Regions from separate parts of the Homo sapiens genome. Here region 1 is linked to region 2. Evidence: read pairs that join two places in POLR2A ChIA-PET (ENCODE). Cell type or tissue: PC-3. All regions are shown on one strand.

Region 1 (2,500 bases), 320 kb before region 2:
TGTTAACAAAGTGTTAATGAGATCTTTCTACTGGTAGGGCTGGACCATCAGCGTTCCTGGCATTGCTTTCACCCCAACAGGACTTGACCTCCAGTATCTCTTTTCTATTCATCCTGTACCAGCTGCTGTCTATATGGTAAGCTTCAGGTGGCTTCACCCCATGTATAAATAATAGGCCAGTCCTTAGCTTCAGCCTCACAGGAATGCCCCCACAGACTTCTGAGACCCTCTTGCTGAACAATTCCCTACCCTATGATGGTCCACCCCACAGATTCCAACTGCTTCAGCTGCCCAAACTCTGACCTCTGCCTCTTCAGCTCAGGGGAAATCATCACAGCCTGTTTAGACTCCACTCACAGAACAGGGTTGGGAAACCGTCCTCAGACAGAAAACTGAGCAAATGTGGCGCTCACCTCGAGTTTTCCTTCTCTTAGGAACTGAAATTTTACGCTGCCTGTTGTCTACAGGCTGACACAATTGCTTCATTTCTTTTGTCCAGTTTTATAGCTTCCTATAGAGAGGAGGCTAGTTCTGATACCACTTACTTCCTTACCATGGGAAGCAGAGTACCTCCCTAAGCCAGAGGCCAGAAACATGGCCAGAAATGCCAGCCTCCTCTTCATTTTTAAGACAGAAAACTAAGAGTTAATACAATGTCCTACGTCTATTAAACTCACTTCAACCTGTCCTCCTAATATCAGATCCAACTTCCGCTTTTGTGCCAGAGAGTATTCTCCAGGGCAATCAGATCAACAATGTGTACTTTATAATTTGAATGCATATTTTATAATTTATCTGGTTATAATCTTTTATAAATATGAGGAAGAACACAAAGGGAGCTGTAATAATTGATAAACACAGTAGCATGAATTTAATTTTTAAAACATTTTTGAGACAGGGTCTCACTCTGTCACACAGGCTGGATGGAGTACAGTGGCGTGACCACAGCTCACTGCAGCCTTGATTGACTTCCTGGGCTCAAACGATCCTCCCACCTCAGCCTCTCGAGTAGCTGGCACCATAGACATGTACCACCACATTCAGCTAATTTTTTTTATTTTTCTGTGGAGACAGGGTCTCCCTATGTTGCCTAGGCTGGTCTTGAACTCCTGGGCTCAAGCAATCCTTCCACTTCAGCCTCCAAAAGTGCTGAGATTATAGGCATGAGCCACCTCACCCAGTCATGAATTTTTAAAGGTCTCACAGCACAGGAAACTAATCCTATGAAAGATCTACTTTATTAATTAGAAATGAATTTCTTTCCTTCTTTCCTTCCTTCCTTCCTCCTTTCCTCCCTCCCTTCCTTCTTTCCTCCCTCCCTTCCTCGCTCCCTTTCTCTGTCTCTCTCTCTCCCTCTTCCTCCCTCCCTCACTCCCTCTCTCCTTCTCTTTCTCTCTCTCTCTTTCTTTCTTAAGACAAGGTTTCATGCTGTTGCCCAGGTTAGAGTACAGTGGCACAATCATAGCTCACTGCAACCTTGAAATCCTGGGCCTAAGTGATCCTCCTACCTCAGCCTCCTGAGTAGCTATACCACTCGCCGTACACGTGTGCACCACTATGCCTGGATAATATTTTTTAATTTTTTTGTAGAGACAAGGCCTCGTGACATTACCCAGGCTGGTCTCAAACTCCTGGCCTCAAATAATTCCCCCAGCCTCAAGAAATCCTCCCTCCTCAGTCTCTCAAAGTGCTGGAATTCCAGATGTGAACCACCATACCCAGCAGAAATAAGTAAAATTTTAAATTAATAAAAATATGCAAGGCTTCCATGAAATGAACCATTGTGAAATAAGGGCTATTGCAAAGAGGCAACTACCCGACTCCTATACAAGGTACTGACCTAAATAAAGCATCAGAGCAAAGAGAAATAAGTCTTTTTTTTTTTTTTTTGAGACTGAGTCTTGCTCTGTGGCCCAGGCTCACTGCAACCTCTGCCTCCCGAGTTCAAGCGGTTCTCCTGCCTCAGCCTCCCAAGTAGCTGGGACTACAGGGGCGCGCCACCACACCTGGCTAATTTTTTGTATTTTTAATAGAGACGGGGTTTCACCATGTTAGCCAGGATGGTCTCGATCTCCTGACCTCATGATCCGCCCACCTCGGCCTCCCAAAGTGCTGGGATTACAGGTGTGAGCCACTGTGTCCGGCCAAGAAATAAGTCTTTTATCTTCATTTTGGAGATGAAGAATCAAGCACACCCAACTCCTTCTAACTCCAGATACTGGTGATTTGTTCATTAATTAAAATATATATTAAAAATATATGTATGCGTACATATTTTATCATACTACATGTATAATAATTCTACACTACTTTTTAAAACAGGTTGATAACTAGACTATTTTCATACTTGAAGCTTTTCACATTAAGCATTTGACTCAAGTCTTGGCAACCTGACCAAGCCTAGGTCACAAGTGTCTCTAAACTACCCAAGACAAAGCAGTTTGTAGCCCTCTACAATACACCTTGGAATTAATGAAAACATAAATTTTCTCTCTGGAAG
Region 2 (2,500 bases):
TTGGGCAAATCCCAGCCAAGGCAGAGATCTGGCCTGGCCTAGCTCTGGCCCTCAGAATTTCAGTTCCCTCACCAAATTGTCCTATGACTGCAGCCTCAGACCTTGAGCATCCTCTGGCCACAGGGTCCCTGTGAGGCAGTTTCCAGCAGTCCCAACCCAGCTCAGAGGTGAGTGTCCCTGGGATTATGACAGACCTTGGCAGGGAGGTGTCATGGGGGATGGCACGTACCTGAATTGGAAGCTCCAGAACCATGTTGATGATTCCTTCCCCACTGCAGGCGAAGTGGAATCCTTCAGAAAGTCGGACTCTGAAGCCCCATAAAGGCCGGGGCAAGGCCAGGATAAGGGAAGAAGAGACACTGAGACTACAAGCTCTCCCCACATACACCCACCTCCCAGCAGTCCTCAAGGAGCCAAGTCTGCTGCTGGCCCTGCTTAGACTGGCGGTCCCTCAGGGTATAACAAATCCAGTGAGGATGAGAGAGGACAAAACAAATCGGGTGATGGGAGGAGACAGGGAGGGCAGTAGCAGATGCTGCTCTATACTTCAGACTGGGAATTAGAGAGGAGAAGTGTGTGCTATAGGCTTTTTGCTAGTGTCCCAGTCTACACTTGCTCTCTCCTTGCCCCGAGTGACCTGGCAGGCTTGGATGACATACTCAGTGAGGATGGAGAGGAGCTGGGCAATGGCACTGAGAGGCAGCGCAGGGGCCAGTCCTGACGGGACACTCCAAAGCCAGCGCTGATGGTAGAGGTAGCGGGACAGTGACGCCAGGCTAGAAGAGGCTGAGCGGCCTGACACCAAGGGCAGTGGACCTGGTGGCTCCAATGTCAGCAAGAAGGGTGCCCGGTAGTCCAAGGGCAGCTTCTCATACCTAGGAAATGGGACAACTCCCCAGCTATCTCTCTCATCCCCGGCTAAGCCACGCCCTTCCACACCTCTGTACCACTCACAGCTGGCTAAGCCACGCCCTTCCACACCTCTGTACCACTGATACCCGGCTAAGCCACGCCCTTCCACACCTCTGTACCACTCATACCCGGCTAAGCCACGCCCTTCCACACCTCTGTACCACTCATACCCGGCTAAGCCACGCCCTTCCATGCCTCTGTACCACTCATACCCTGCTAAACCATGCCCTTCCACATCTCTGTACCACTGATACCCTGCTAAGCCACACCCTTCCACACTCCTTACCACTCATACCCCGCTAAGCCACACCCTTCCACACCTCTGACCTACTCATACCTCGCTAAGCCACGCCCTTCCATACCTCTGTATCACTCATACCCCCCTAAGTCACACCCTTCCACACCTCTGACCTACTCATTCCTCGCTGAGCCATGCCCTTCCACACCTCTGTACCACTCATACCCCGCTAAGCCACGCCCTTCTGCAACTCTGTACCACTCATACCCCACTAGGCCAGACCCTTCCACACCTCTATACTACTCACACCGGGCTAAGCCATGCCCTCCACACCTCTGTACCACTCATACCCCGCTAAGCCATGCCCTTCCACACCTCTGTACCACTCATACCCCACTAAGCCACGCCCTTCCACACCTCCGTACCACTCATACCCTGCTAAGCCACGCCCTTCCACACCTCACCCCGCTAAGCCACACCCTTCCACACCTTTGTACCACTCATACCCCACTAAGCCACGCACTCCACACCTCTATACTACTCACACCGGGCTAAGCCATGCCCTCCACACCTCTGTACCACTCATACCCTGCTAAGCCACGCCCTTCCACACCTCTGTACCAACCTGATGAGCAGTTTGTCCAGTGGCTTATGCAGGACCACAAGGCAGGGCCGGTCAGACAGGGCCTGCTGTGGCCCCAGCACGGGGGGTGACTTGGAGGGAGAGCTGCCCCCACCAGCACCCCCTAGCCCTTTTCGTTTCACCTTGGGCGTTGGCTCCTTGCTTTGTACCCGGTGGGGGAAACGCAGCCGCAGGATCTCTTCCCTCAAGCCTGACACAATCTGAGGGGAAAATGTGGTCACATCCTCTTACTCCCATCTCCTACAGGTCTGGGAGAAGGGGCTCACAGACAAAGTGAGACACAGCCCTCTTCTCCAGGTCTTCCTTGGTCTGGGGGCTCCTCCCTCTATTAGACCTGGCCCTGTGGGGTTTGGGGAGAGGGAGCTATCCTACACCCTAGGGCTCCTTGGTCAGAGTCAGTCAGGGCCCAGCTTACCTTGTGCCGGGCCGGTGCTGGTGTGCCAATGGGAAAACCCAGGCGAAGAACCATGCATGGGGCCTTGGAAATGATACGGACCATGTAGAAGGAATTGGGGGGCTGGTCTGGGGCACTGGGGAGAAATGGGAGTCAGTGAGCAGCCCAAGGTTGGCAGGAAGTAGCAGTGAGGTCTGGGGTTAGAGGGAGACATGGGATGAGGTGGCGGGGGGGTGGGGGGGCGGGGGGTGAAGGGACATCACTTTGCCCACCTGGAGAGCAGCTTAACATAAGAATAGCCCTCGACTAGTAC

Evidence for each region. ChIA-PET counts read pairs that join two places held together with the same protein. Peaks named below come from ENCODE experiments on the same cell type or tissue, not always from the same donor. Only the 100,000 strongest peaks of a DNase experiment are listed, where the experiment ranks them.
Region 1: POLR2A ChIA-PET joins it to region 2 with 10 read pairs; 2 of 35 experiments call an interaction of 5 or more read pairs at or near these places.

Annotation. Positions count from the first base shown.
Region 1 is chr1:43,739,728-43,742,227 of GRCh38, reverse strand. The region is part of intron 2 of ST3GAL3 (ST3 beta-galactoside alpha-2,3-sialyltransferase 3); the gene reads right to left. Among named protein-coding and RNA genes, the nearest start is that of ST3GAL3-AS1, 14 kb to the right of the region's middle. In PC-3, no CTCF peak of the experiment used is centred here; no DNase peak of the experiment used is centred here.
Region 2 is chr1:43,422,592-43,425,091 of GRCh38, reverse strand. SZT2 (SZT2 subunit of KICSTOR complex) reads right to left here. Exons shown (of 72, transcript NM_001365999.1): 13 at 2,460-2,500; 14 at 2,209-2,323; 15 at 1,776-1,993; 16 at 660-875; 17 at 230-308. Among named protein-coding and RNA genes, the nearest start is that of MIR6735, 25 kb to the left of the region's middle. In PC-3, no CTCF peak of the experiment used is centred here; a DNase peak (open chromatin) is centred at 1,281; H3K27ac peaks cover 1,919 bases.